Linked DNA regions of Mus musculus: regions 1 and 2 are each linked to region 3. A link is a loop called in an ENCODE intact Hi-C map of the cell type or tissue named here. Cell type or tissue: heart. All regions are shown on one strand. Links, peaks and the distances in the headings refer to the core of each region. The heading gives the core; the rest is flanking DNA.

What was found. Hi-C counts contacts between places; a loop is a spot of excess contacts. Peaks named below come from ENCODE experiments on the same cell type or tissue, not always from the same donor. Only the 100,000 strongest peaks of a DNase experiment are listed, where the experiment ranks them.
Region 1: a loop joins it to region 3, with 3 times the contacts of the local background. A loop is called at or near these places in 2 of 42 quality-filtered maps.
Region 2: a loop joins it to region 3, with 2.7 times the contacts of the local background. A loop is called at or near these places in 2 of 42 quality-filtered maps.

What each region holds. Positions count from the first base shown.
Region 1 is chr7:79,124,766-79,135,252 of GRCm38, reverse strand. It overlaps Hapln3 (hyaluronan and proteoglycan link protein 3), which reads left to right and starts at 4,235. Exons shown (of 5, transcript NM_178255.3): 1 at 4,235-4,346. Mfge8 (milk fat globule-EGF factor 8 protein) reads left to right here. Exons shown (of 9, transcript NM_001045489.1): 8 at 452-601; 9 at 707-1,485. The coding sequence ends at 844. In heart, for the core only: CTCF peaks have their summits at 1,733 (motif pointing left) and 5,204 (motif pointing left); a DNase peak (open chromatin) is centred at 4,232; H3K4me3 peaks cover 1,397 bases; H3K27ac peaks cover 3,165 bases; H3K27me3 peaks cover 604 bases.
Region 2 is chr7:79,136,443-79,146,929 of GRCm38, reverse strand. Mfge8 (milk fat globule-EGF factor 8 protein) reads left to right here. Exons shown (of 9, transcript NM_001045489.1): 2 at 1,186-1,308; 3 at 1,552-1,683; 4 at 3,880-4,061; 5 at 4,376-4,528; 6 at 5,141-5,285; 7 at 10,089-10,273. Among named protein-coding and RNA genes, the nearest start is that of Mfge8, 7.4 kb to the left of the region's middle. In heart, for the core only: no CTCF peak of the experiment used is centred there; a DNase peak (open chromatin) is centred at 5,879.
Region 3 is chr7:78,919,531-78,930,017 of GRCm38, reverse strand. Isg20 (interferon-stimulated protein) reads right to left here. Exons shown (of 4, transcript NM_020583.5): 4 at 9,622-9,972. The coding sequence ends at 9,856. Among named protein-coding and RNA genes, the nearest start is that of Isg20, 11 kb to the right of the region's middle. In heart, for the core only: a CTCF peak has its summit at 5,542 (motif pointing left); a DNase peak (open chromatin) is centred at 5,527; H3K27me3 peaks cover 2,679 bases.

The sequences.
Region 1 (10,487 bases), core at 499-8,498, 210 kb before region 3:
GGAAAAGGCTTATTCAGCTTACACTTCCATATCACTGTTCATCATTGAAGGGAGTCAGGGCAGGAACTCAAATGGGGCAGGAGCCTGGAGGCAGGAGCTGATGCTGAGGCCCTGGAGGAATGCTGCTTATTGGCTTGCTCCACATGGCTTGCTCGGCTGCTTTCTTATAGAACTCAGGGCTACCAGCCCAGGGATGGCTCCACCCACAGTAGTCTGGGCCCTCCCCCACAAATCACCAATTGAGAAAATGCTTACAGCTGAACCTTATAGAGAGGCATTTTTTTTTCTCACTTGAGGGTCCCTCCTTTCAGATAACTCTAGCTTGTGTCAAGTTGACATAGGACTAGCCAGCACAAGGAGGAAATGCGCTAGCAGGCCATCCCCAGTGTGTCTGTCTTTACACCTTCTTGAAGAAGGCTCCAAGCTAGAACAATGTTGTTTTTTCCTGTAGGTTGACCTGGGCACTCAGAGGCAAGTGACAGGAATCATCACCCAGGGGGCCCGTGACTTTGGCCACATCCAGTATGTGGCGTCCTACAAGGTAGCCCACAGTGATGATGGTGTGCAGTGGACTGTATATGAGGAGCAAGGAAGCAGCAAGGTGGGTGTCTGTCCGGCTACAATTCCTGGGATACTGTGGGTTTCTGATGGGTGGGGGAGGTGGCCGACTGTGGAGCACTACTCCTGACACTCCAGTGGTTTCCAGGTCTTCCAGGGCAACTTGGACAACAACTCCCACAAGAAGAACATCTTCGAGAAACCCTTCATGGCTCGCTACGTGCGTGTCCTTCCAGTGTCCTGGCATAACCGCATCACCCTGCGCCTGGAGCTGCTGGGCTGTTAATGCTCAGTCCTGCCAGCCCAAACGATGAGGATGGCCAGAGGCTGAGGGGCCTCCTGGCCCTGCCTCCCAGGCCCTGCTGCCTTCTGTGGCTGACGACCTTCTTGGCCTTCCCTTCTGATTGTACTGGGGCTGGAGGCAGGAAGGGCCAGGGGATTTCAGAGTTGCCCTTCACCCTTTCCCTCACCCTGCAGCCCCCACAGGCCTCCTGCTAGCCCCCTTCTCTCAGGCATTCTGGGGGAGTTGGACAGGTCTGAGATGAATAGAGAAGAAGAGTGAAGTTGGGGTATGTGGGCTATCTGTACCAACCACCCCAAGTCCTAAACTTCCTGCCAGGGCTTGACTCAGGACTGAAGGGAGCCCCTGACTGCCCATCCCTCTCTGCACACCACACATTCCTCCATGTTCCATTCCGGGAAGGAGAGGCCCACGTCCGCTTGCTGTCCCTTGGGTCACCAGGTCCTGCCTCTTATCTCCTGAGACGCCTCTTGACCCTTGCACTGGAGCCTCAGTTGACAAGGAGACTGGCGGGTCTGGAGAGGTCGGTGGCTCTGGGTGGTTGACAGGTTGGCTGTGGGACCTCTGCTGGCTTGCTACCCAAGTTAACAAGCAGATTCCAAAATACATTCGTGTTCTCCACTGGACCCTCTGTGCCTCCTCATTGCCCTGTCCTAGCCAGACTGCCCGGTGCTGCTCCCTGCCTCGACCTCTAACCCTGTCCTCTTGAGCCCAACACTCTCATGCCAGACTGCAAATAGCTTAAGAGCAGGAGTGGGGGGTGGGGCCGCTAGGGGTGGATGCAGTTAGGAGGAGGTTTCCCTGTCCTCCGAGTCTGACTCACTATGTCCCTGTCATCTCCACTTCTATGCTGCTCTGGATCTGGCCTGCAGTGCCACCTGGTGAAGGGCCAGAGAGGGCCTGGCAGAGAGGTAGTTCCTGGGACTGTTCCCCTCCCTCTCCCTCACTAAGAAGGTGGCCGAGGCTTGGGTACTGGGTTCTCCTTTGGTAGTTTCCATTTTCTTTGTAATGGGAGTGCTGGGCTGGAGACTTTTTTTTTTTTTTTTTTTTTTTAAGAAACCCAACAAACCTGGCTTTCAGAGAAAGAGGTCTATGGTAGACTGGATATGGTGGGTGGGGGAAGGGTGCAGTGTGGAAAGGAAGGGAGGGATGAGGGGTTGTCAAATAGGATTGTGGGAAAGAGCATGCTGCTTCCTAGAGTCCACTGGTGGGAGGAAAGGGGGGGGGGCGCTCTTCCCTGCTCTGCCAGTAAGAGCTATGCTGGCCCGTGCCTCATTTTGGAGAGGGGTGGCTAGCTGGCTGGGAAGAGACTGACTGAAACAGCCACCCTGATTTTCAAGATTTATGTCTCAGCTAAGCTTCGGGAGCTACACTATGGCTATCTGGGGAGCAGAAGAGCAGCTACTTGGCGGCTAAAGGGAGAACAAGTAGGTTTGTCTGCAAGCACGTCAGGGACACTCAGCTGGGAGTGCTTCTTCCTGAGAGCTGTCTGCTGTTGCCAGGGCTTCTTGTGGGCAGGGCAGAGTAAGAGGCTCAGTGGTACTCTCCCCATAGAAGAGATATGGGAGACTGCTGGGCCCGAGGGCATCTCAGCCTGAAGCCTCGCTTCAGCATTTCACTGGAGAGTCATGTGGTTGGAACTTGGAATCTAGTCTTCCTGGGGTTTGCTGGCCTCAGTCCTCCCTCCTGGGGGCACTACCCCAGCCCCTGATCCCGGCCTTCCCTGGGGACCAGCAGGTGATGGGAGAAACATCCTTTTAGACACACTGCTTGGGATGGCTTTGCCTCCTAGGACCCACTACCCAGGAGAGGAAGTGATACCTCTCCCTACCTGGCTCACACCACACAGCCATTTCTGTGGGCCAGACTTTTTAATCTGGGCTGCTGGGCAAGTGGGTGGATGATAGTTGGGGCACACAGCCCCCCCCCCCCCCCACACACACAACTGGTATGGGAGACTAATATTGCCCAAGTTTGCTTCTTGGTTCCTTCTATGTAGCCTTGCATGTGTTGGCCACAGCCTTGGGAATGTCTCCCTTCTGGGATCCTAGCTTAGAGCCCCTCACTCTGACTTTGGTTTTTCTTTTCCTTTCCTGTCTACAGTTTAGACAGCCAGACCTGATATTCTCTCTGCTTACTGACCACCCTATCACTTGCTGTGACAACAGAGACCCTTCTGGCTGACCACAAGTCTGCTTCCAAAACCAGAGGCTGTTAGCTCTGAGACTACCTCTCCTGCCTCTGCCTGATCCTAGTTTGAATATGGCAGAGGAGCCTGGAGCCTAAATTCTCAGAGCAGACAATCTGCTTATATCTTAGTTCTGAGTGACATTGGGCTTCTGGTATCTAAAATATGGAAATAGGAAGGCCGAATCCGTGACATTGCTGGGACTAAAGGAGAGAACAGAGCAAGGATGCCAAGCCTGGCTCAGCCACAGCCACAGAGGCTTGTGGGAGTTTCCTCATTGGTACTTGTATCCTGTTTATTTCCTCATCAGCACCTCCAGGGCTCAGCTCCCTCCCTAACCTGCTGGAGAACAGCTCCCTTTGCCAGTGTGCCTGGTATTCATTTTAGAGGGAACTTAGGGTTGGCCACAGAAGTTGTGTTTTGGTTTGTTCCTAGCTGGGACACACACACACACACACACACACACACACACACACACACACACACACACACACACATGGAGGGAGGGAGTCAGGGCTCTCCCGACCCTGTAGCCTTTCTCTCAGCCCTTGCTGAAGGACCTCCTTAGATTTCTCTGTTGAAACAACTAGGCCATGTAGGTCAGGACCTGGTCTTTTTGGACAGGAAAGAAAACACCCTGTCCAAACAGAAGCATCCTGAGTAGTGGCTGCTTGAGGGACAGAGGGCTGCCTGCAAGAGGGCTCTGTTAGAGGAGTGTCCCCCCTATTCTTGCTTTACACCCCCCACCCCCAATCTCCTGGGGGTGGTCTATGTGTGTGGCTAACCATTTATCTCTGTGCTCAGGAGGTTGTCATCCCTCCGCTCTTGGGGAAGCAGGAATACATAGCATACTCCTGATCTATCTAGGGCAGTCATAGCCCACCCGCAGAGTGCTGAAGGGGCTTCCCTTTTTAGAAGCCTGGGTATTTTAATGGGACCTCCCACCTCTATAAACAATTCTCTGCCACCCCTCTTTTGACTCCTCCTCCAAGATGTGACAGCTACGACTCCTGAGTCTCCATTTGCATCTTGCCAGCCGGCAGCTCCAGGTTTCAGGTCTGGATTCCAGCCCTAACAGCAGCTACTCCCCCGGGGCCAGGCCTTTGGGACTGGAGGGAAAGGGACTGTGTACCTTTAAGGGGCTGGTCCGGCGGGAGCGCGGTGTTTGTTGGAAGCCGCTTCCTCTCAGGCCATTCAAGATCCCAAATTCTTCTGCTGCTTCGGACCTGGACAGCCTGTGGCCTCAGCGTGTCGCAGTGGCCCCAAGCGTTGGAGCCGTCGAAGAGCTTTCTGGGGACGGTACACGTGGCTGGGGGTGGCTGTGTTTCGGGGAGCTGTGCATGCAGGTTTCTCCCTTCTAGCCTAGGGGACCCTGTGGTTGCCGAGAAGGATGGGGATAGAAGACAGGGAACAGAGGGCAGAAGGAACTAGGGGCTGAGGGACTCTGCCATGTCATTAACAGCCATACGGCGGCTGACTTGCACGCGGCCCTTTTGGGAGCTACCAAGAAGTAAAACCACAGCGAAGCTTGGGGAGCCTGAGGTCTGTTGCCTTCTGCTTGTTGGTACTGTCTCAGTAGCTCCGTACCGGCTCTGTTCCAGGCATCCATCGGATGCAGCAGGAGCCACCAGAGACCTTGGGTGGGGCGGGTGTGTGTGTGTGTGTGAGGTGGGGGCGCTGGGGACAACCTGGGTTGGAGTGAGCAGAGGATGCGTGCTTTTAGTCTATTTGGAATCTTAGGGATAAAATGCACCGTGAGCACCCACTTGCCTTAGGGACAGGAGTGCACCGTGGCAAACTCTGGGTGCAAGCTGGTCACATTCAAAGAGGAGGCCTGGGAGGAAAGGCCCAGCCCTAACCCCCAGCTCACTGGGTGGTCACCAGCCACCTGCGATCCTGCTCGGACAAGGGCTTCTAGGGCTGACCCAGGGAGCACCTCTGCTCCGGAAGAAAGGGATGAGGACCCAAGGAGATCTGCTTCCCTCCAGCGACTGGCACCAGGAGGCCTGGAATGCTGGTAGAAAATGCCCCTCTCTTGCCTTCGCCAGAACCTGGCGGGTGATGGTGGCGGAACTTCAAAGGCTTGGTAAAGCCTATTTGTAACAGGGCATTGATGTCAAATGCCTTCCTGAACTAACCTAGTGGACCTGGGGGGCAATCCTGCCCTCTGCCGGTGTCTAAGGAACTAAACCAGTGTCTCAGTTGCAGCGAGAATATGGTACAGGTGGTATCTTGTCCCTTCCCTGTCAAGACTCAGTTTAATTTTGTTCTCTTTGGATGCTTCTTAGACAGTGGTGCTCTGAAACGAAAGAGGACCAGTGATCACGGCGGAGAATTTCCTCTACACTTCAGATAATAGCGGGAGATAAACAAAGTCTCCTGGTGGGTCACTTTTCCGCAACAGTGAAGAGAGGTCAAGCGTGGCTGCTTCTCTCCTGGTTGCTCGGAAAGGAGATAGATCGTCCACTGTTAAGAACAGTCACAGCTGCTGAGGTTCCAAAGAGCGTTTTCTGACTGGCAGTGTGGAGCCTTTTATGAATGAAGAGAATGAGGCTCAGATACTTGTCCAGGGGCAGACTGGTTAAGTGCACAGAGTCAGAACAGAACCCATGAATCTAGTAGTCTCCTTGGGTTTGAAGTCAGAAGGGGCTGTTGGCTGAGGCAGGGTGGAGTGGAGACACCTATTCCTACATCAGTGATAAAGGGCATTAGATATTGCTTCTGACGCCCACCCAGGCTTCTGCTCTGTGGTTAACCTTAGCATTTTGGGGCCACCCTTGTCTTCAGTCTCAGAAGCGGGGAGGCCTTACATTCCAAGAGGCCAGATGACTTACCCAGGGTTACTCAGAAGGCAGCCAGCAAACATGAATCTTCGGGTTTTACGAATTCTCCCCCGCCATGTGGCTTTGGGGCACTGTGCAATCTTCTTTTGCTAACTTCTTCTTCTTTTTTTTTTTTTTTTTTTTGTTCTGACACCTCCCTGGTGGAAGGCTACACACCTGCAGGGCTAGCCTCAGACTCTCCACTTGCATAGTGCTAATAAAGTCAGACTGGAGTAGAGTCAGAAGGGCTCGGGGGAGGCCATTCTTTGTGTTTGGTGTGGATGACACACAACTGATTGGAGGTCAGAAGTCACTCAGCGCCATCCCTGAAGACTGTAAATCAGATTCACACCATGCCTTTTCTGAAGATTCTTTGTCCGTCCTTTCTAAAAAGTCCAAGGGGATATATGACAGGGTGTCTAGCCACCACATGGGCATTGCTTCTTGAAGTCACTGGGGCTCCAGCCTTTTTGGCCTCTGAGCTCTCCCTGCAATGAACGCTCTTCTCCCAGAATCCTCAAGGCTCCCATCTTCTTGGAAGTTTTCCTGACTTACAGGCAAGGAACACCCAGAGCTCAGATTGTGCCTCAGTTGGCATAGCATTCACAGAGCCCTGGGTTTCATCCCAAGCATCCCCAAAACTGGACATGGTAGCACACACCTGAGAGCTAGGAGGACCAGAAGTTCAAGATCACCCTCAGCATCATGAAGAGTTGAAGGCTAGCCTAGTCTACATGGCACCCTATTTTGAAAGTAAATAAATAAGTAAGCACCTATCTCGTTGCTCCATCTTCCCCTGTCACTTGCAGTCCCACCTGTGCCTGTCACCCCCTTTGTGACTCCGAGGCCCAGAGGCACTCTGATTTGAATCTCTATTGCTCAGAACTCTGCCTAGCTGGTGGTGGAGGCACGGGGTAATATTTCCTGAGGAAATTAGGTCAAACCCCAGCTCTTCCCTAGGGTAGCCTTAGGCATGCATCTTAGCTCTACTGAGCCCCAGTTTTCTTGTCTGTACCATGGAGGAGATGGTTCTGACACTGGTTTTACGGTAGCCAGGAAGGTGTGCTGACAGTCAGAGAACAGGGCATAATTCACATCAGGCAAAAAGAATCCTACTCTGTCATTTCCTGGCTGTGTGGCCTTTGGGTAGTTGATTCACGTCTCTGTTTACTTGCGGAGTGAATGGAGAGTTACGATGTGGGACCTCTTAGGAGAAGGTGCTGGATGAGAAGTTCATTAAAGAACCAGGGAGGTGGCCTGGGGCCCAGGCTGGAGGTTGTGAGTGTTTTTCCAGGGTCTCTGAGGCTGGAAAAGCCAGCTTTGGGATCTCACTCTCTGTGTTATTGGAGGGAAAGCTCAATGTAGAATTCTAGGTGTTTCTGAGCTGTGGCTACCTTCTCTATGACTGAAAGAATGAAGGGATACCAGGTCACTGTAGTGGGGAATCGCACTGGGGTGTTAGCGGCTTTCCCCAGTACTTGGGTGTCTGGAGATTTCTGACTGTTGAGGTGCTCCTCAAATTACTGTTGGTCATGTGAATTCTGATAAAGGCTGGCAGAAAGCACCTAGCTTCATTCAGCATATCCATGGGTGTGCCTCAGCATCCAGACTCTGGGTTTCTGTCTAGAGCTCAGGAAGCAAACAGATGGTGAGGGTGGGGGTGGGGGTGGGGGTGGGGCTGGGGGTGGGGGAGTGTGTTTCTGAATCCTTGCTAAACTGAATTCCCAAATCAGCTTTCACCATACCAACGAAGGAATACAAGCAGGGTGAAGGGTTACGACCCATGTGACTGGCTCAAGGGAGTTTAGCACTAGAAGCCTTTGAATATAAAACCAGGGTCGGATGAAGAAATTCCAACGCAATCCTGAATTTAAAAACAAACAAACAAACAAACAAACAAACAAACAAACAAAAAATAGAGGAGGGGAATCTAACCTAGGACATCCTGCATGTCAGGCTTACCATGGACCTGAGCACATGTCTTATTTTGACAAACTTAGCTCTTTCTCCTCATCTTCTTTTTAGAGATCTATTTATTTCGGGAGTGTGAGTTTATCTCTGTGTACCACATTGGCCAGAAGGAGGTGCTGGGTTCCCTGGAGCTGGAGTTGTAAGCTACCACCTGGGTGCTAAAAACTGAGCTGGCCTCTAATGATCTTAGTGTGCTTCAGAGAGTTCCATCAAGAACAAGGAAGCCTTGCCCCATGACAGAAAGACCTGTCCTCTGTGCCCGAGTCCCGTGAGAGTTTGTGATACTGTGGGTCTTTTGCTTTGCCTGTCTAACCTTTTGACATCGGGATACTACGTGGTCATCTACAGAGTTCATGTTTGAGAACCGTGCAATCAAGTTAAAAATTAAATAAGTAAATACATTCATAATTAAAAGACACAGGCCTGGGGAGATGGCTCATCAGTAAAGAGCACTTTCTGTTCCTCCAGAGGAGCTGAGTTCAGTCCCCAGCACCCATCTTGGGTGTCTCACAACTTCCTGTAACTCCGACTATAGGGATCCAACACCATCTCTGGCCTCCACGAACACCTGCACACATACGGCACAGCAAACCCCCAAGTCTCATAATGACTTCAGTTAGTTTTATGATTTTGTGTTTGGGTTACATTCTACAATCTCCTAAGAGAGCACCATCAAGTGGGGACCAAGTATTTATACGGAGAAGCCTGTAAGGTTATGTCACACGAGTATGAAGTAAGAGGCTTTAACACAGCGAGGCTGAGCTATGCTCACAGATACTCGACGTGGTAGTTTAAGTTCAAGGGTACTTCTTCCTGGGCCATTGTAGGTATAGGATGTCTAGGCTGGAGAGAGGCTGTGGTTCCCATCTCTAAGCGGTTGACTATTGTGGTTCTAGCAGGTTAGAGAAAGAACATCAGGACATGGCCTCTCCGGAAGTTCTCACTGCAGGCCTGGATGTTGTTGTGCAGGACATCTTTTTTTCCTGAGAAAAACTGTCCACTAATACAGAGGGATGGAGATGGTCTTGAACAGGGATCTTCCAGTTCCTGTCAGCCAGGCGCTGTGTGGCTCCAGTGCATAGCACAGCTGCTAAGTCTAGACTTTAGGTTTTCTGCAAATACAACAAAGAGAAGAGTGGGCTGGATCTTCAGCTCTCTCTGCATCCATCCCTCCTTTCTAGCAGGAACTAATAGTTCTGGGACCAAGAATGTTCCCCCCCCAGAGTCTGGTCACTCTCACAGGTCAATATTTCTTTGCCTGCCCCTCTTCTTCCTCTCTCCTCCCTCCCTATCTCCCTCCCTCCCTCCCTTCCTTTTCCCTTCCTCTTTTCTCTCTCTCTGTCTGGAGCCCCTGCCTCCTCTGGTCTTGTGCACAGACATTCTCATTAGGCCACATGTTTGCAATCAGTGTGGCAATTGTGTTTTGCTTTGTCGTCACAAATGACACCGTGAGCATCCTCCCACATTCCTCTACGATAATCATACAGTTCTGTTTGCAAAGGCCTGCGGGCACTTCAGTGCGCTGCACTGAAGTCTGCCTCCTGCCTGCCTCCAGAAGGCCGGTTCTCAGATGTGAGTCTGACCCTGCCTGAAGCCTCTCATCTGCTTTATCAGGACAGAGAGCAGGGCAGCTAGCTCACCTCCTCCCAAGGCTTTGAGACAGAGTCCCTGCTGACTGACTCACTCCCTTCTTCTCCCATGTCAGCAAGCAGAATTCACTCTAGATGGCTACAACAAGGAGATTTTAATCAAGGGATCACTTTTAAGAGAACAGCTTTAGGAATAATAGAGAAGTTGGTGGCCGTCTAGAGACAGACAATGAAGGATGCGATAGCTGGGGTGGGAGGGGGCGGGGTCTTCTTTCTTCCACATCTCAACACTGTCTCCCACTCACTGAATCCAACTGGAAGTCAGAAGGCTGGGGGTTGGGCAGGGCAAGTGACCCATGGGAACAGATACATGGTGACAGTGGATCTGGGATGCATGGGAACAAACGGAGAGCATCCCTTATGCCTGTCCCTGGCCACTGTAGCTTGTAGTGTCTATGCCCTATTAAGAAAACCAGTCTGTCCGTTCCGCCTCAGGAACTGCCCAGCTTCAATGTTCCTTTGGGTGCTCCCATCTTGAGACAGGGTCTTGTGTAGCCCAGGCTGGCCACAAACTTCATATGTGATCTAGGATAGCCTTGAACTCTTAATTCTCCTGCTTCTACCTACCCAGGGCTGGGATTATAGGTGTGCACAAAAAGCAAGACAAACAAATAAACAAAAACACATTGGGGAGCCATTTTCTAGTTAGTGGGCACTCAAAAGAAGCAACTGCCCCATGGGCAGTAGGTTGTTTATTTTGTTTTTTTAAAATATCACTCTTTGATTACCAAGACTTTTTGGGGTACAGGCAGGAAGATCAAGAGTTCAAGACTGTCACATGCTCAGTTTGAGGCAAGCCTGTGCTACATGAAATGCTGGTGTGTTTTCTATTTTTTCTTTGGTTTGTTTGTGCTTACACTTTTAAAAAGAATATGTGTGTGTGCATGTGTTCATGTGTATGTATGTATGTGTGCATCTGTGTATGTATGTGTGTATGCATCTGTGTATGTATGTGTGTGTGCATCTGTATGTATGTGTGCGTGCATCTGTGTATGTAT
Region 2 (10,487 bases), core at 1,625-9,624, 220 kb before region 3:
TGCTGCATCTGCTGCCGCCAGACCTGCACTTCTTAACCTGTCAGCCTTGTCCTACGCCTTTCAGCCTTCTGCCATTCAGACTTCAGTCTGGCTTGAGGGGGGGGGGGGAGATGGAGACAGAGACGGAGGCAGAGATGGAGCGATGAGAGAGAAACACACAAACACAGAGAGACAGAGACAGACAGACAGACAGACACACACACAGAGACAGAAACACATAAACTGAGAGGGAGACAGAGACAGAGTGAGAGGGAGATACACACACACACACACACACACACACACACACATGCTCGTGCGCGCGGTGGTGGGGCGTGTCTGAGACTTGTCAGCCATTGCCTGGGAAGGCTAAAAAGTTATTGACAGACTGCAGCATACAAAGTCTAAACTTGTCATCCTTAAGGCCCCTCTCATTCTGGCCTGAGTTCAGTCACACCTGAACCATTCCCGAACGTGCCATGTCCTCAGTGTGTCTGCTTCTCTCTAGAATATTATTTTCTAGTCCCTTGTCATCAGCTTTAAATAAAATGTATTTGCTTTATTGTCTATATATGTGTGTGAGGGTTTTCTGCCAGAGCAATAAGTGCTCTTAATCGCTGAGCCATCTCTCTAGCCGATTTTAAGATTTGTTTTATCTATTTTTTATTTTTATTTTTAAAGATAGATTTATTTGTTTGTTTGTTTGTTTGTTTATTTATTTTTTAATGTATGTGATAGTACACTGTCACTCTCCTTAGACATACCAGAAGAGGGCATTGGATCCCTTTACAGGTGGTTGTGAGCCACCATGTGGTTGCTGGGAATTGAACTCAGGACCTCTGGAACTGCTCTGGAAGAGCAGTTAGTGCACCTAACCACTGAGCCATCTCTCCAGCCCTGTGTTTGTTTGCGTTTTGTTTTGTTTTTACAAATTATGTATACATATCTCTGTGTGGGCAAGTGCATCTGAGTACAGGTGCCTAGGACTCTGCAATGCTTGACACGTGCTACCATTGAGCTATATCCCTAGTCTCGATGGTTTCTTGAGGATAGAATAACAGCTAACTTCTGTCTCAGGGGCCCAGCATGTGCACATGGTAGTGGGACTCTTTCTTTTCTTTTCTTTTCTTTTTTTTTTTTTTTTTTTTTTTGGTAGCGGGACTCTTAAGTGCTTACCAAATGATCATGTTTGGTCTGTGGTTGCAGGTGACTTCTGTGACTCCAGCCTGTGCCTGAACGGTGGCACCTGCTTGACGGGCCAAGACAATGACATCTACTGCCTCTGCCCTGAAGGCTTCACAGGCCTTGTGTGCAATGAGACTGAGAGAGGTACCTGCTCCCCATGGCCTGCCTCCCCTGTCTCTTCCAAGTGGGTAGCCCTTGTTCCAATGATTTCAGTATGTGGGCAAACTGATCCTTTCAGAGACCCTCTTGGGTCCAGGATGGTGGTGGCGGGGAAGAAAAGAGACTCATTTGGATGGATCGCTGGAGGCTGGGTCACGTGCTGCCCTTTGCTGTGTTCCCAGCCCTTTTTAGACCACCTCTTCATCTGATGTGTCTCCTCGCTTTCAGGACCATGCTCCCCAAACCCTTGCTACAATGATGCCAAATGTCTGGTGACTTTGGACACACAGCGTGGGGACATCTTCACCGAATACATCTGCCAGTGCCCTGTGGGCTACTCGGGCATCCACTGTGAAACCGGTAAGCACTGGGGGGCCTGTTGCTGGGCACAGGCACTTGCAGGGAGGCTGCCTCTGTGGAGACCGAGGAATGGGCAGAGTTCAGAGAGCGTGTCATTGTCCCGTACCAGGCTTCACACCTAGCTTTTTCTCTTGGGACTTCAGGCCAGGCCTGGTGTTGTGGGGAATGAGAGTGTGGGGACCGAGGTCATGGGAATGCCATGTCCTGGAGATATACAATGTCAGAGTTAAGTCTTGGGACTCTGTTCACCCCCAAGAAGAAACAGGTATGCTGTTTAACTTGGAGCCAAGACCAGCTCACAGGGGTCAGGGAGGAGGGGGAGGGAGGCTGTGTTGTCCTGTGCTATAGGAAGGCTAGAAGCCTGGTATATAGGGAGGAGCTGACCTGTCTGACCTGTTTGGCTATCTCCTGGGCTCCAGAGGGCCCTGGGTGAGCACCAGCTAACATTGCTGGTGATAGTTCAACATGCTGCCCCCAACTCTGCCCTAAGCAGCATAGCAGGGCTTTTCTTGCCCTGTGTCACATGGGAAGGGCTGTGTTCAGATAAGGGAGGGAGGAAGGTGTGTGTGTGTGTGTGTGTGTGTGTGTGTGTGTGTGAGTGAGGGGTCCAGTTTTCAGCTCTCTAGGTCAGGAAGTGGACATCCTGGGGACTATAGAAGAAGGAGCCAGCTGGGTCGACTACATGTGGGCTGGGCCCCAGGATGGGAGAATATAGGCAGAGTCCCTGGGATGGCCCTGACTTAAGGAGACAGAGCAAAGGCCTGGTCTTTGAAGGCTGGACCAAAGCCAGATGAGCTTAAGATCTGTAGGGGGAGGATAGGGGAGCTCCTGATTGCTAAGGCAGGTGGAAGGCTGGGTGGAGCCAGGCAAGCCTGCTAATTACCGAGTGGAGCCGGGCTAACCATGGTGTATCTGGGTGTGAATTAGCTACGCAGCCTTCTCTGGGCTGCCAGGTCTAGAGTTGGCTCTAGGCTGGATTGTGGCACCTGGAACAGAGGGTAGGTGGTGCCCACACAGGCTGCAGGAGTGAGGGGGGCAGAGGGACTGCACTCTTCTTGTTACACTGTTTCTGGTGCCAATGCCAAGGCTGCACCTTTGGGTCCCTTGGGGTGTGAAGATGGTAGGTATGAGGCATCAGCTGGCTGACCTGGCCCAGATCTTGGACGTCCAGCTCCAGTTGACATCTTACCATCTCTGTAAGATTGGTAGCAGCTGCTCGGGACGAGCCTTCACTACTAGAGTCCTGTAGGTTATTCCTGGTAGCAGAAGCCTGGGTACCCGCTGTAGGTTTTCAGAGGGATGGAAAGGTCCTCTTGCCAACAGGCTTGATGGATATCCTGAGTTTCTGGTATCACGTTACTGGTTACACAAAGGTGATGGGGCTGTGGCTGGGGACGTGCTAACATACGTATGGGTGGGTGGGTAAGGACTTGGTGGTCAAAGGTGCAAAGGATCCAGAAGAGAGCAGAGTGCTCCTTACACTCTCCTCAGAAAGCTGCTGAGGGGGATTCTACAAAGTACCATGGAGAGGCAGGTGCGATGCCAAAAGCCTCTAATTGGGGCCAAGGCAGGAGAACTCACAGGTCCAAGGCTAGCATGGGCAACTGGGAGTGTCCCTGTCTCAAAGCAGTAAGGACTGGGGATGTAGCTCAATGGTAGAAGCCTCACCTAGCTTGTTCAAGTTTAGTCCCCAGTACTACACACGCGCTAAGAAGATGACGAAAAGCCTGCTTTGTGTGGAGTTACCTTCGCTGTTCCGTACTGTCCAAGGCCACTCTGCTCCCAAAGCCACTCCTCCTGGGCGAGCCAGGGCTAGGGATGTGGAAGAAGAGGTCATCCTGCTTTTCTCTCCTACCAGAGACCAACTACTACAACCTGGATGGAGAATACATGTTCACCACAGCCGTCCCCAATACTGCCGTCCCCACCCCGGCCCCCACCCCCGATCTTTCCAACAACCTAGCCTCCCGTGAGTTAACTCTGCTGGCTCCTTGTCTCCCGTGTCTCCCGTGATGTCTTCTCTTCCATCTGCTGTCGGTGTCCCTTGGTGTTATCTGCTCTGAGTGAGGGTCTGAGGTTCTCTCTGTCTCTAGGTCCTCATCAGAGGCCACGTTGTTTTTTCTCCTCTTGTCCCGTGGACATAACCGGGCCGTGGAACTTTGGATTAGGCTCCCGATGGTCACTGTCTCCCTGCAGGTTGTTCTACACAGCTGGGCATGGAAGGGGGCGCCATTGCTGATTCACAGATTTCCGCCTCGTCTGTGTATATGGGTTTCATGGGCTTGCAGCGCTGGGGCCCGGAGCTGGCTCGTCTGTACCGCACAGGGATCGTCAATGCCTGGACAGCCAGCAACTATGATAGCAAGCCCTGGATCCAGGTAGGAAAGAACATAGGGTAGGGTGATAGGGAACACAAAGAGAGGTGACCACGAGTGATGTGTCTATATATGGAGGGCAGCCTTGGGCCTGGAGCCAGTGGGCAAATTATGAGAGGAGATGGCCTTTGATAAAGGGGCTTTGGCACCCATAGGCCTCTTGGGGTCTTGGAACTTGGGCTTTTCAGAGCGTAGGCTCCAGAACCTCGGGAGAAAAACCAGCCCCTTGGAGAAAGAACCCAGTGAGCTAGCCCGTTGGGTTTGGTTGGGAGGAACTTGATGATGAGGAGACCCATCTTTCTTGCCTCGGGGTCCAGGTGAACCTTCTGCGGAAGATGCGGGTATCAGGTGTGATGACGCAGGGTGCCAGCCGTGCCGGGAGGGCGGAGTACCTGAAGACCTTCAAGGTGGCTTACAGCCTCGACGGACGCAAGTTTGAGTTCATCCAGGATGAAAGCGGTGGAGACAAGGTGGGTCTAAGGAGAGGAGTCTAAAGTCAGGACCCCTAAAAGTCTAGCACTGATTGAGAAGCAAGAGAAGCCTGAGTGGTAGGGTTGGGGTGAATCTCCCAGTGTCCCTTGGTATGTAGACATGGATAGACCTTGATCATGTTGATGTTCTGTGGTTGCAGGATGCAGTCTCACCCGATAGAGGCTCAGAGTAGTAGTGCCCTGCCCTGGAAGCGGTGGTGGTTGTGGTAGATTTGGGCTCCATTCTGAACATTTCAGGGCTACAGTGTACAGTTGTGAAGGTGTAATTAACAAAGTGGGCACCGTTTACAGCACAGATACCACACAGTTCTGTACTGCTGTTTTCATAAAGTCTTTGGAGGATGTACACAGAGAGAGGCCCTCTAGAGAGCCCCACGTGAGCTGGAGTTTATGCCCAGGCCCTGCGATGACCAAGAAGAAGGTGACAGGGACACTGTTCTGATGGTGGTGGTGGACAGTCAAAGCCAGGGCTGCAGGCTCAGTCTATGTGGGCTCGGTGGAGGCTGTTCTTCCACCCACTGATGGCCTCTCAGGCACGAAGGGGAAGAGGCAAACGCGCTTCCTCCTCCAGCCCTCCCCCTTCTCTTCTAGGAGTTTTTGGGTAACCTGGACAACAACAGCCTGAAGGTTAACATGTTCAACCCGACTCTGGAGGCACAGTACATAAAGCTGTACCCTGTTTCGTGCCACCGCGGCTGCACCCTCCGCTTCGAGCTCCTGGGCTGTGAGTTGCACGGTGAGTCCGAGATGAAGCTTCCTCTGATGTTGTGAGCTGCTCAGGGGCTACCGTGGAGACTGACCCCTTGCGTCCCGCCTGGGAGTTCCAGTTATGTGCTGTCTGCCATGCCAGTCCATTGCTCTGGGCATTTTGGATGGTCATTTCACATCTCAGTATTTCTGCTTATTTTGGTTCCTGGTGCTTCTAGAATAGGCAGTGAATTCTACCACTGCAGGGGGATTGTCTGTTTTCTTTGTTGCTGTGTTCCCAGGGCCTCAAACACGTGGGTGCTTAGTAAATCTTTGATGAGGGATGAATGAATGAATGGATGGAAGGACACCTGGCTGCATTATTCATCCGAGATACCCAGCCGGGAGGTGCAAGCATAGAGCTTTCCCTGCGTCTGCCACCTGCGTTGTGTCAGCATGCAGGTGCTTCTAGGACTATCGAGCTTGGAGTTTGGTGCTTCTACAGACAGGGGGACTAGAAAGGGACAGATTTGCTGCTGAACCAGGGAGATTACTCTCTGAAGTGGACCTTCTGACCAATCCTGCCATCTAGTTAAAGCCCCACTGTCTCTTTTGAGGCTGGTTTCTCTTTGCAGCCATGGCGCCACCTGCTGGCCACATGGGGTAACTACAGGGCTGGCTCTGCTGGACTGGAGAGCTCGCCCCAGACCCGCTGGAAGCCAGAATACTTGGAATAGTCGGTTGTGCCTTCTTTCCCTTCAATGGCACTGTTTCCTGTTTCTGCATTTTAGATACCACCTAGAGCTGAGTTTTGGGTCTCACTGTTTTTTTCCCCCCTTAAGTGCTAGCGACTCAGGGGTTTGTGAATACTAGCCATAGGTGCCACTACTGAGCCACACCCAAGCCCCGGTCTATTTTGTTTTGTTTTGGTTTTGAGATAGGATCGCTCTACATAGCCCTGGCTGTCCTGAGATTCACTGTGTAGACTAGGCTGTCCTTGTGCCTTTGTCTCCCGAGTGCTGGGATTAAAGGCATATGTCATCAAGCCTACTCCCTTCCCTTTTAAAAGTATAGAGTTAAGCCAGTAAGAAGTCAAACTTGGCCCTTGTGCTCAAGAAGCCAATTGAAACAACTAAATTAATGGTCAAACGTGGGAATATGGACATATAAGGGAAGATGGACACAGATCCAGTAGTCTCTTCAAGTCCATCTTTGGGGTCCTGAACTGTGTTGAAAGTTTAAGTAGAGGGCCAGGGACACGCATGTCTAAGCAGTCCTGAGTTGTTGTCCCGCCCACTGCTGACTCATCATTGCCTGGGCTTCTGTCTCATCCTGGTCTGGCAAGTTGTTAGAATGTATAAAACCTTCAGGGAGGCAGGTTCCCCCTTCTCCAGGCACGGGATTCCTGGGTATATTTGCATCTGTTGGCAGCCATTGTTTCAGTAGTCTGATAATCAGAGAGAGAGACACACAAGTATCTTTTAGAATATTGATTTTTGCCAGGAAGGTTATCCTGCTCCCAGGGCCATTGCCTTTTGCTTCATGTGACTCCTTATCTGGCAAAGGACAGAACTCAGTCTGGTTTGGCCACTGCTCCCTGGGGTCACCCAGCCTTCACTGCTGGCTTGAGGCCTCTGGTTCTCTTAAGTTGCCAGGATAGTGTAGTCCTGAGTGATTTAAATCTTGGGGTGGGGCAATCTGAGAGTCATAACAGAGAATGAAGAGCTGTGCCCTCTGCCTCCTTCCCACCTTTCTCTGTAATCCAGGCTGTTAGCTGGAGAGTGATGATGCAAATGTGTGTGTGTGTGTGTCTGTGTGTGTGTGTCTGTGTGTCTGTGCACTGTACATGTGAGTGGGTGAGGCCCAGGTGTCCTGGGAGTTCACAAGGCTTCCCAGACCAGGGTTGTTATTTTTAGCAGACAGTGTCTTGGGTAAATTAACTGTTTAATTTAGACAGTTACTAAGTTTCCCCTAAATACTTAGATCCCAGGAAAGAACAAGTGAGACCTTTGACCTCATGAAACTTTTACTTTTGTTCTCTCTAGGGAGTCAGAGGTGAGATTAGCAAATGAAAGGAAAGGAAGGGGGCGGGCAAGATGGCTGAGTAGTTCAAAGCACCTGCTGCTGTACCAGAGGACTTGGGTTGGTTTTTAGCGCCCACATCAGGTGGCTCACAACCACGAGGAAGGACAGTTCGGGTGGTCCCAGTGCTCTCTTCTGGCCTCCATGTACTGCACACATGCAGTGCTTCTACAGCAACCCAGGCTAACACACAGATAAATAGATACGGTGCCTAAACTCTCAGGCGCATATTATAAAGAAGAGAAAAGAAGAAAGGCCAGCTAGCAGCCAGAAGTCTGAAGGAGGAAGTGATGGGGTCGCGGGGAGCAGTGTGTGTGTGTGTGTGTGTGTGTGTGTGTGTGTGTGTGTGTAGGATTCTTCAGCTGAAGAGCCAGTCCCAGGAAGATCTTAGAAAGAGTATGCTAGGTAGAGACTTGCAAGGACAAAGGTCCTGGGGCTTGTTGAAGGATAAGAATGTCTCTGGGGCTGCATCCTAGAGTGTGCAGGGAGGCTTGGAGAGTGGTGAGCTCCATGGACCAACTCTCTCAGCATCTTCCAGCTCTACTCTGGAGCTGCTGGGGCAGAATTTTTAATTTAGTTTAATTTCCAGTTCTGGTGGGTTTTAAAAAAATATGTATGTATGTATGTATGTATGTATGTATGTATGTATGTATGTGTATGAGTGCTCTGTCTGCATGCACCCCTACAAGATAGAAGAGGACAGCAGATCCCATTACAGATGGTTGTGAGCCGCCGTGTGGTTGCTGGAAATTGAACTCAGGACTTCTGGAAGAGCAGCTAGTGCTCTTAACCGCTGAGCCCCCCAGTTCTAGTGATTTTACCCAGGGCAGGTACTCTGTCACTGAGCTAAATCTCCAGAGTGTGTCTCTTTAATTTTTAAGAGATAGGGTTTTGCTATACAGTCCAAATCACCAAAGACACTGTCTGCTAAAAATAACAACCCTGTCTGGGGGCATTTATGGCCTCCAGGACACCAGGGCCTCACCCCAGGTTGGCCTGATCGTGCAATTCTTCCGCCTCAACCTGCTAGGATCACAGGAAGGTACACCATGCCTGGCCAGCTTGTTTATAAGCTCTGCCATGTCTGTGGAGAGCTACAGAGGGTCTCACTTCACAGAGGAGGGAGGAGTTGGCCCCCAGAGAGGCAAGGACTTGTGCATGCATATCCTGAGGTCATGGTCTCTAGTTTGCCTTCTCTGGGAGGCTCATGACAGGGGACAGGGATGGTTGTAAAGGGTCCCACTCCTAGGAGATGAGGATAATGAGTAATGTCTGCAAAGTAGTCCCAGGGTAGTGGCTGCCTCAGCATGTCCCTGTCCTGGGCCCAAAGGATGAACGAGCTCACAGCCCAGGAACCTCTTTGGAAGCAGAATGATGTCTAGCCTTTTGTATTGGATAGCTCAGCCGCACCTTCAGCGAGTTTGGGAGGCAGGCATTTGGGGGACACACTTCCCAGGTGAAAATGTGACTCTTCATCCCCTCTGCCCCACCCACTCTTCTGCTTTTCTGGGGATGGGGGTGGGGATGCGGTAGGGTATGAGAGACTCGAATTATCCGCCCAGGAGTTTTCCTTTCTACCTAGCATTACCTGTTCATCCAGGAGCCCTATGAGTGCAAACTTGTCGGCCATTCCTGAGAGTGAGCCTGGAGGCAGAGGGCAGGGACAAAGGCTATTCTCAGGGTGTACAGCCCGGCATGCCAGAAATGTTGGGGTGAGCCAAGGCCCTCTTAAGGAATGCTCTCGGGAAGGGCACAGAAGCAACCCCCAAACTCCAGGAATCCCTGGGCTTCAGTAGCCTGTAACCCCTGGAGGGTAGGGATGCTTGCTATACATTGCTGGATGGCCAGGGCTTTACAGGTCCCAGCATGGGGGATGATGTCATATCGGTGTGTCGGTCAGGATCAGGTCTATTGAGATGTGGATACAACCTCTCTGTGGTTGTGGGCAACATCTCTCTGCCTCCGTTTTCTCATGTATAGGATGGGGTTGCTGAAAGCTACTTATTTGTTCAGTGTGTTCTGTGACTAAAGTAAGTCTATGATACCAGGAAACACCCAGTTGTGTGAGGTGACCTGAGGGAAGGGAGGGAGTGCTAGGAGTAGTCTGGCCATGTGGGTCAGGGGGTCTTGGTGGTCCTCTAGGTGCAAGTTGGGATGGGGTGGGGTTGGAGCTGAGTCCAGCTGACTGTAGTGAAGAGACAATGGAGAGCAAGCAAGGCTAAGAGAGCACTTGGTCTTGGAAGGCAGATAGGAAGTCCAAGAGGATGCTAAGTTGGGCATCATGGCCTACATCCAGATGTTAGGAAGCTGAGGCTGGAGGATCTTCTAATAGGTTTTTTTTCCCCCTGAGACTGGGTTCTCTGTGTAGCCCTGGATGTTCCTGAAAACTGGAGGATCTCTTGAGCCCAGGAGTTCAAAGGCTAGTTTTGGTGACACAGCTAGATCCAGCTCAAAAAACAAAAGCTGAGTTGTCACTCGGTTGGTAAGAGTGACAGAAGCCGTGGGTTCGGCATTCAGCGCCACATAACCTAGGTGTGGGGGTGCATGGTTGTAATTCCTTCACTCCGGCAGTGGAGGCAAGGACCAGATGTCCAAGGTCATCCTTGATGGCATAGTGAGTTTAAGTCAGCCTGGGCAACATAAAATACTACCTCAAAAATCAAACCGAACCAAACCCTAAACCAAAATAAAAGCCGTTTAGGAACCACAGCCGTTTCTCCTTTATCGTCTTGTACCTACACATACTGGTGACAGCCCCTTTTGCCCACAGGATGTTCTGAGCCCCTGGGCCTGAAGAATAACACAATTCCTGACAGCCAGATGTCAGCCTCCAGCAGCTACAAGACATGGAACCTGCGTGCTTTTGGCTGGTACCCCCACTTGGGAAGGCTGGATAATCAGGGCAAGATCAATGCCTGGACGGCTCAGAGCAACAGTGCCAAGGAATGGCTGCAGGTGAGAGCGGTGGGATCTGTGAGCCTGCCCAGCCCTGTCTGCTCTCCAAGGGATCTCCTGAAAAGCCTTGGTTTTCTTTGTTTCTTTTTCTTTTAACCAGGCCACCCCTTTTCTCTTGATCCTGCTTTGGTATGCTTACACACACACACACACATACACACACACACACACACACACACTCACACACGTACATGAACATGAACATGAACATGCA
Region 3 (10,487 bases), core at 1,388-9,387:
TCTGAACAGTTCTTAAAAGAAATTAAACAATATAACAAATCTTATCGTAGCGAACAGTGGCCCTTGGCCCAGCTCTCATCATCCACAGTAACAGCACAGCTATCCAATGGTGAGAATTCTCAGTGTACATAGCTCTTGCTTCTGGTGGTTACCTCTACTTTCTAAATAGCACCCACATGTTGATTATTTCCTCTGTGGAATATCCCTGATGTGAAATGTGAAGGTAATGGTGCACATGTGTACACTCTCCCCAACCTCCCAAAATAGTTACATTATTTGGGGGTAAGGGCCATTAATCAATATTCAATTTTTGTGGTATTATTGCATGTAAATACTACTATTTTTGTTCCTTGTTTTGAATTGTCTCGTTTTTTAACTGGGTTTTCAATGTGCGTATAATTAATGCAACTCCAAGCAACCAATTCTCTTCTCTTAGAATGATTCCCTCTCTGGTTAACAAGCTCCAGGCCTCCAGACAGCTCTCCTGCACTTTGTGCTGGCTTCTCTGGCCTCCACACATACAGCTTGTATCTGGAGGCAGCCCCGTCCCTTTCTCCTGGGAACATCTTTCACCTGTCTCTCACACAGCGACATTTTTCATTTTCCTTCTTCATTTGTGTGACAATAGCTTCTTTAAAAAGGAATCTGAAAAATAAGTATTTGGAAGTACAGGATTTTTTTTTTATTGGTTAGCCTGATACTCAATATAAGGCATAGGCTTGCCTTGAACTCAGAGCCATTCTCCTGCCTTAGCCTCTGAAATGCTGGGATTATAGGCATGAACCATGTCTTTGTTAGAGTTACTATTGGTGTGATAAAACACCATGACCAAAAAGCAAGTTGTGGAGGAAAAGGTTTATTTGGCTTACACTTCCATATTCATCACGGAAGGGAGTCAGAACAGAAACCTGGAGGCAGGAGCAGATAGATGCAGAGGCCATGGAGAGGTGCTGCTCCCTGGCTCACTTCCCCTGACTTGCTCAGCCTGCTTTCCTATAGAACCAGGACCACCAGCCCAGGGACAGCAGCACCCACAATGAGCTGGGCCCTCCCATAGCAATCACTAATTAAGAAATGTCTTACAGCTAGATTTTACAGAGGCATTTTCTCAGTTAAGGTTTCCTTCTTTAAGATAACTCTAGCTGTGTCAAGTTGACATAAAACCAGCAAGCACAAACCATCCCAGGTTTCTTAAAATATATGCCTTTATCCTGACTTCCTATGTTGTGGCAGGTTAGGACTGCAGGCTGGAAACACTACTTCAGGATCACAAGACATTATACTCTTCAAGTTTCTGGTCCTGAGACATCTGACACCCTTTAGATACCTAGTCCATGGGGTACACCCTGATATTCCTCTCTGAAGGCTCTCGAGTCCTTTTTTTCAATCCACAGCAATCTAACTCCCACACTGGTGTGACATAGTGTAACCTTTTTCCCCCGCCATCTTACTGAGCACTTCTCAAGCCCTGTGTCTAATCTTGGTGAACTGTCCCCAGTTCCGGGAATTTTTCTTCCTTTCTATGAATGAGAAAGTTCCTGGGAAGGACGTCATGTTACACTGAAGCTTCCTTAGAGGTAAGGAAATTCCATCTTGACCCGCTGTGGAGAGATTGAGATGCCAAGGTTGAAGGTCCAGAGCCTAATTGCAATTTAACTTGGACTGTCTAGCTCCCTTAGAAGGCATTATTGCCCACATCTGGAGGAGACCTGACATCTTTGTGAGCATTAGGTAAAAATTGGCATGTATAAACAGACCACAAGATTTCATCGTTCAGAGGCCCATGAATGTGCCTGCCTGATGTCTTCAAAGTTCTTGATGGCTTCCTTTGTTTCGTTGCTATAAAAATGTCAAGAAACTGCCAGCACATTAGAGAATGGACCTTGGTGTAACCTGCATCTGTGTTCCCAAGGCCGTGGCCATTCATATTTGGCTCTAGAATAAACTACCTCTTATCCCCTTGGAGGCAAGAAAAGAGTTGTGTTCTTGTGTTGTCTTCATTTTCTCTCAGATACTGAATTCCTGGCTGGGTCCTTTAACTTTCTCATTTGAGTGCCGTCTCTTTGTCTCTCTGTTTCTCTCTGTGTCTCAGTTAATCTTCTGTAATATTTAAATGACTTGATATCTTTTGGTACCAAATTTAAAGCTTATGCTACATCTTTAATTGTGAAGAATGTTTTTATTCCTAATATATTCTTTTTAAAACACTTATTTGGGGGAGTAAAAAAACCTCTTGATTTCTGAGTATAATGAGTTATAGTTTCATTTTTTCTCTCCTTTTCTCTTTGAGTTTCCTTCCCATATCTATCTGTTCTTTATCTATTCTTCCCTTCTGTCTGTCTGCTATGGGCCTCTCCCATCCTTTGCTGGCCACTCACATTGAAGACCGATGCAGTAGAAGAATGTTTGAGCGTCCTTCATGTTGTAGTGGCCTTGACTCTGGCCTCCCTGAGCCAGGGAACAGAACCACAGCTGGGTACTGGGCAGTGTTTTAGCTGCTTTGCCACTGCTGTGGGGCACAGGCAGAGGTTAGCCTTATCTGGGCTAACGACTTCCCCAGTCTCAGTCCATGACTGCTTGGCCCTGTCACTCAGAGCCTGAGATGGTACAGAGGATGATGCTGGGGACTGTGTGGCCCAACAGCAGAGCTTACTTCATGGTGGCTGAAAAGGAGTGAGACAGAAGAAAGGGGTCAAGATCTCAATGTCTCCTTCAAGGGCATGGACCTAGCTAGTGAGCTAACTTCCTCCATTAGACCCCATCTCCTAACGTTTCCACCCCCTCCCAGTAGCATCACAGGCTGGGGACCAAACATTCAATAAGGAGCCTTTGGGGAGAACTTAAGATTCCAAACTACAACAGGGGTCCCACTCAGCAATATGTGTAGATCATTGCCGTTGGCCTGGCTTCCTCGGAGAAATCCTTCAGTCTCACAGCAGGGACAAGAGATGGCAGACACATTCTGTGGGTATAGCATGGAGAATCAATCCTACAGTTAAGAGAGGGCTCCCTTCTCAGAATGCTTACACTTCACATTACCCCAGGACTTAGGCCCTGACAACTACAAAACTAATCTCATTTTGGGAGCTATGACATTTCGGGGCATTTCAGTAAATGGAACCACACAGTCTCTACCTGCTGGGACTGATTCTGCACTTTGACATAATTCTCTAGAGAGTAACCCACATCGTGGAGCGATAGCTACATGCTATGGACACAGTATAGCTTAGCTAAACATTCACTCATCCATGAATACCCAGGTTGCCTGCTAGAAACACTGGGTTCAGACTTTTGGTGTGAGCATGCACTTTTGTTTTCCTAAGATAAAAACTCATGTGTGAGATCACAGGAGCATTCTAACCAGATATTAAGGAGCAAGTGGCACAGGCAGTGACCGTGACTGTGACCATGACCGTCTCAGAGGACCAGCTGATGCCGTCGGGTGGCGCTCCATCCCTGCAGCAGCTAGTCTCCCACTCAGAAAACCTTGTTGCATGTTTGTTCAGAGCCTCCCTCCTGAGTGTGTCGGTGGAAGCCAGCATGTACAAGGCTGTCTCTGACCCTCATGTGAGCACTCAGAGGACGTCCCTCTCATCTGCCAGCTTCAGCTTCAGAGCCAGAGAGGAGACAGATTCTGTTCAGAGTCACCGGGCCAAGAAACAAAGCCGCCAAATCCAGACTGTGTGCGCGATGCCTGGCAGATTCTGCCCTTCGCTCTGCCGCATCCTGAGCCAGACTTACAGGGTTTCAGAGGCACGCCAGTCTGTACTGAACAATTCCAGCCATTCCATGTCCCATGCAGGAAAGATGCTAACTCCATAGAAAGAATGCTTATTTTAAATCTGCCCTCATTCAGGACTCCCACTCCACCCCAGATCTACAAGACATAGATTGGGGATCAGACAAGCAGACCTGTTCCAAGCCCCAGAGCAAAGACTGAATCTAGCTTCAGATATAGAGACTGGGGCAGCAGAAGGGGCTGGGACCTCCCGCCTGCAGTCCTGGGTTTAGACTTTGTTCCTGAGGCCTCCCTGGAGCAGAGGCCTCCAGGTTCTGCCACGAAACACATGTGGCTTGAAAGGAAAGCGCTGGGGCTGGGCCAGGGCCTTGCCTTTCCCTCCAGCTTTCTCATCCCACAGCAGGAAAAGCATATGTTCTTTCCATATAGAGGAGAAATTGTTCCGAGGGTGAGTAAGTCCCTTGTCCATGAAGCTGGCACAGCCCACAGACCACTGGGCAGGAAGCTGGGCAGCACTGGCTCCCACTCTTGGAAGCCGGACCAGGCCGAGTTGGCTGACACCCTCCAAGAGGGCGGGATGGTGCAGGGATGCTGGACTGTGGTGCCTAGGTCATTGACATTTTCAGGGCAGGGACCTGGGGGTGCTGAAGGTTCTTAGGTGGATGAGCGAGCAGGGAGTGCTTTTCCCATTCAGCTGCTGGGCTGGAGGAGCAAAGAAGCAGGGGTTTGCCAGAGGCAGGCAACCTGCAGTCTGGGTCTGAGTCAGAGGTGACTCAGGTGTGTGTTCAGCCAGGCAGGGTCATTTCTAGCTTGTTATTTCCAATACCTCCCCAAGTTTTCCTCTGTGCTTCAGGGTTAGGTGGCAGCCGGTGACTCATCCTTGATGCCAACTATCCTTCCACCAGCCCTAGATATGCAGGGGACACTTCTCCTTCCTGGCTGAGAGGGGTCCAAATTGTTACCCGATTTACCCCATTGATTAAAGAACTTAATATGTGTGGGGTCAGAGGAAGGTGGGCAAAGTGGGTTTGGTGTATGATGGGACGTTGGTCAGGGGGTCAGAGTAAAAACATTTAGAAGATTGTGAGACACAGTTTAGAAAGTCAAGGACTTGGGGCAGAAGAATGAGACAGAAAATCATCTGGAGATGAGACTTGTCACTGGGTCCTGAGCATAAGTGGTAAGGGACCATCCCTACTATATAACCTAGGGGTCCACCTGTCATCAGGCCCCTCCAGTCCCAGGATAGACAGCGCCAGGTGAATGGAGGCCAGAGCCAGCTGGCAGGCAGAGTGCAGCTTTAGATAGACCAGAGGCAGCCCTGACGCTGTTCCCATTGGCCAGTCTCGGGACATTCCCATCCGGGCCCTCAGAGCGGGTGCTGACTCGGATCCTCCTCCTTCCCCAGGCTTGTCCAGAGAGTCCCCTCAGGACAGCTGGGAATAAGGAGCTGGCCCCTTGCAAGATGCAGGCTTTCCCGTGGGTTTAGTACCCCTGGTAACAAGCTAGGCTTCAGGGCATCCAAGCATCTCAGCCTGAGGCAGGAAATTTAGTCAGAGCAGTCCTTTAAGAATCTAGGTTTGTCCTGCCATTCAAACGAATTTGAAGCCACTGAAAGAATGGCGGGCTTTGAGTTGGAGGGCTTGGAGCCATCTTGGACCTGGGCCAGCTCTCAGCCCCTTTCTGAAACTAAGACTAGCAGTCCCTGACCAGCACCCAAGCTTTTTTAAAGTTTTCCCCACCACTGGACTTCCAACCTTCAGGGCAGCCTTATTAGGCTGATGGTTCATGACTGCCACCTAGTGGTTATCGACTGCCAGATGGGGTAGATGAATCCGTCGATTTTGGAAGTTCATAGGAAACAATAGAGCAGTAAGCATGGGGGTGAGGAGCGCACCCAGAGAATATAAACTGCACTCTCCAATCCTGGGAGGAAGTCCCCAAGTTCCCTGAGCTCAGGATCACAGATGGCAGGCACTGCCACAGTCAAACACCTCAGGTTTGGGGTGAGGTGGGACCAGACGTGAATCCCTCAGACCCTAACTTTATCTGTTGAACTGTGTTTTGTGTTGTGTTGAGACAGGGTATTGTTAAGGCCTAGGTAACTTTTACCTGTCTGACCTGCCATTTGTGCTGTTACTCATGGCACAAGGAAACGTTCTGCTGTGCTGTTACTCGGAAACTTTCTCATGCTCTGCTTGTTTGCAGATTCTGTTCTGTTCTTTGGTGTTCCTGGAAACCAAATCGCAACAGAAGTCAGCTAGAACGGCTTTGTATAGTTAGCCACAATGATCTTGGACCTGAACCAACCACCAGGCAGCACTTCCTGTACCCATGTATAAACCTTTATGGCTTCTTGTCTTTATAAGCTGCCTCTGGGACGACGGACCCCAGCATAAGAGAGACATCAGCACCAATATAAGAAACTTCCAGTTAGAGTAGGAGTCAAATAAAGTTTAAATTCCCAAGGCCTCCCTGGGAACTGACATCCTACTTGGCAGAAAGAGACCTCTATGTGGGTAACTGGCATCCTGGTTGGTGAGTTAAGATATGAATGTTAGGCAAGGCAGGTCCCCTGCCACAGTTGAATACCCCAAGTGACAACAGGATACGTGTACAACAAAGTTGTGTTCCTAAGGAAATCCCCTGTCACCAAATCCTGATTGGTGGAATAACTTGGCGCAGATATTTGTGGATTTCAAGTCTTAAAAGATCTGTAGGATCCTGGCTCATGGTTGCAGCCAGCTCCTGAGTCTGGTCTGTGCCCTTGATCGATCAGTCCTGGAGTGAACGTTCAGTAAAGGATCCCTGACTGACTGAGACTGGTGTTCATGTGGTTTGTGAGCGACTCCTGGACCCCAACAGGTATGAAGTGGGCTAAGCTAACTTCAAATCTGCTGTGTAGCCAATGGTGACTTTGAACTTCTGAGCTTTCTGCCTCAGCCTCCTGTGTGCCGAGATTCCTGATATACAGTACCATGCCTGGTTTATGCGGTCCTGGGGATCAATGCCAGGGCCTTGCTCATGCCAAATTCACAAACTAGCCATATCCTCAGTACTCCTCCCACGAGCCCCTCATCTTCGAACCAAGACTACTTAGGATCCAACCTGTAGGGCCTCAGACCTCCTTCTGCATGGGTACTCCAGGCAGAAGAGGCCAGAAAGGTGACCAAGCTTCCTGGGTTGAGGCCGGCTGTCAACTGTAACTGCGTATTGCACTTGCCTGTCACTCAAGCAGTCCTTTTCAAAGCCAGGACCCTTTGGGATGGAAATGCCAAGCGTGGGTAAGGAGGTCTCTGCCCATTAGAGTCAAAGGCAGCTTACTGTTCTCACCCATGTGTTCCACTGCAGATCTACTAATCCAGGACCCGACTCCTGTAGTCGGGTCACATGGGGTGTCTGTTTTGTTTTGTTTTGTTTTCAAGCTCTATGTGTGAGCCTGGTCCTCTGCAGTGTGAAGCCATGAGGTGCTTTCTGAGGGACCCTGGGACTTGAGTACAGAGTGCTCACACTCAGTATGCAGTCGGTACTGAGCGTCCCCAGTAGCTTCCCGTTCTGCTGGTCTGGGTTGGAGCCTCTGTTAGGTAGTTAGATATTAACAGGCTTGGAAAGCTTAGGCGCTGGAGCCTGCCTCATAGTCTGCAGCCTATAAAACAAAGGACAGGGACTTCTGGGTATCGGTGGTCACATGGTTGGGACCCCCTTGGACAGCCTAACTATTTGAAATGGCTCCACGGAGTCCTGAAGTTCATGAAAAGGGGAGCCTTCTAGTAAGGAAGGAAAAACCACATTATTCCAGACACACACCACTGAGCCTCCTCCTGGAAATCAGAGCAAGCTGCTCCAAAGAGAAACACCATGGACTGGAACAGAGGCCTCAAAGGAATGCCAGGGCTTTGTTCTTGGGATTGTAGAAGTGACGCCAAGCCTGCCTGGTGTGTAAGTCCAGTCACTGGTCTCTTTGGCCATTGTCTGCCCCCACCCCCTTGATGGCACTTGCTTTGCAATAAATTCTGTCTTCTACCTGGCCCTTTGTGGTTCGTATTTGAATTCTTACCCTGGAAATCATGAGGGTTAGAGACGGGAGTCCAGGTGAAGATTCTGGCAACAACCCAAGAAATGCTGACAGTCACTGACACTTGGCATCTGCTTCCAAGAAGACATGGTGCTAGTAGTTGGGAGAGGGAGTGGAGGACAGGAAAGTTGGGTTGTTTGCTGTTGGTCACACGGCTACTAAGGGGCAACGCTGGCCTCCTGACCTAGTTCCCTCAGACTCCAGACTTTCTGCCTCTGCTTCAACACCAATCTCGCAATGAGGTGGGTGGACCCCAATGCAAGGAGCACGGGTAGCAGTGCCCCACCCTGTAAATGTAACAGGAACAGGGTGGTGGGGGCTTACGACTCCTGTTACTCAGATTCCAAAGTGGTCTCCTTGAATGGACAGGATTCAGGATGCTAAGGAAAGCCAGCGGCATAGGCTTACAGTCCCAGCTAGTAGCTAGAGTGAGGCAGAGGGACTGCAAGTTCAAGACCAACCTGGGCAATTTAGAAGTAAAAATTAAAAAAAAAAAAAGGAGGGTGAGGCGGGGGATGGGCGTAGCCAAGTGCTAGTACTTGAGACATAATGCATACAAGGCCCTGGGTTCAAGTCGAAGTACTGGGTGGGAAAAAGCAGGGAAGAAGGGAGGAAGGGACACAAGGTGGGGCAAGGCGGAGTGGTAGATTTAGGTATTTGTCATTACATGTGACCTGAGCTTGATCCTTGGGACCCATGTGGTAGAGGAGCAGAGAACTGACTCCCAAGGGAGGTGCTCTAAGCTCCATGCACGGACCATGGCATGGTATGGCAGGGAGGCAGGGGGGGGGGAGGGAGGGGGGGGGAGAGGGAAGGAGGGAGGGAGGGAGGGAGGGAGAAAAGGAAGTGGGTAAGGAGAGACAGGAGGAGGAGAAAGGGCAACCAGATAGAACGAGGAAGGGCTCCATACTGGCTAGGACGCATCATGAAGGAGGATATAAGGCTAACTGTTTTTCTAGTTCTAACTCCCCTATGGTTTTATGTTTTGGTGGTGGATGGTGCATAAAAAAAATATCACAGACGTATAAAATCTAACGTAAAGATAAGCAGCTTGGGCTGGTGAGATGGCTCAGTGGGTAAGAGCACCCGACTGCTCTTCCGAAGGTCCGGAGTTCAAATCCCAGCAACCACATGGTGGCTCACAACCATCCGTAATAAGATCTGACGCCCTCTTCTGGAGTGTCTGAAGACAGCTACAGTGTACTTACATATAATAAATAAATAAATAAATCTTAAAAAAAAAAAAAAAAAAGATAAGCAGCTTTTGTTCTAAGTGGCTACTCCAATTATACGCACATCCACTGAGGTCTTTGAATATGGTTAATTTGGGTGTGTTATTATTTTTTTGCAACTTTTTAAATAAAGTTTAAATTTAAAAAAAATTCATGGCAAAATGTGGGGGAGGGGGAGGGAGGGGGAGGGCTGGGGATGTGGCTCAATGGCAGAGCTCTTGCCTAGCATCCATGAAGCCCTAGGTTCAGTCTCCAGAAGTAGGACGACATCAGCAAACATCTCTGCACCTAGGCTGGCTGTGGTGATCCGCACCTGTCATGCCAGCACTAGGAGGCCGAGTCAGCACAGTCATGAGTTTGAGGTGGGCCTGGGCTCAAGAAGAGTCAGGAAAAGCACATCTTTCCTATTACTGCCATGCCCGGTGCCCTCTTCACAATGTATGAAATAAACCTGGGGAGGGGAGGGAAAGAGAAAAGGGAGAAAGGAAGAAATGAGGGTGGAGTGAGGGATGGGTGGAGGAAGAGGCACCTGCCCATTTCCTGGGCTAAAGACAAGAGGTCCTGGTGGTGGGCAGTTAGACAAAATCAAAGCCATTTATTACTAAAGTTTTTTTTTTTTTTTGGTTTTGCTGTTGTTGTTGTTGTTGTTGTTGTTGTTGTTTTTGCCTCAAAGCAAGAGAGTTGCTGTAATGGGGGAGTGTTCTTGGTTTTACACATTGCGGTGGTTGGTGGCAGTGGTTGTTAGAAACAGGTCTCATTCATGGAGAACTTGAGGAGTGGCAGCTTCTAACCCTGGATGAGGATGAAGTTCAGTCTGACGTCCCAGGGCAAGGCAGCCCTCGCTGGGCTCTGAGTCGCTGAGAGATTTTGTAGAGCTCCATTGTGGCCCTGGCATCTTCCACAGAGCAGTGGCCCCGCCAGTTGTTCTGCAGACACAGGGAGAGCAGGAGCTAAGGGGCTGCCTCCCCAGTCCTGGAGCTGGCCGCTCAGTCTGTCCACGTGTCCCTGAGGTCCCTGACTCGGGTTTGGGAGGGGTGTCAGCAGGTGACTAGAGCTGGACAGGGCAGAAATAACAGCGTGCGAGCGAGCAGAAGCAAGACTCTCCGGGAGCAGTGGGCAAGCGAGGCAGCTCGGAGGTAGAAAGGGCGTCAGCAAGCGGAGATCAGCAATCCTGACCATTCCGACATAGAGCAGAAGATGAAGGATGTCAGTGCCTGGCAAGATGCATCCTCCAACCCCCAAGAGGCTGCCAGGCAGGACCTGGGAAACACGAGAAGGGCGAGGCGCTAAAACAGAAGCTCTTTGAAGGGGGGCAGAGCACACAGTGGAACTGGGTTCTGTATACTTTCCATTCAGGAAGAAATAACTGCCACCTACCACATGCCACTGCTATGCTAATAATCATTTGACCTGTGGAACCTTCCTAAACTCCAAGAGCTAC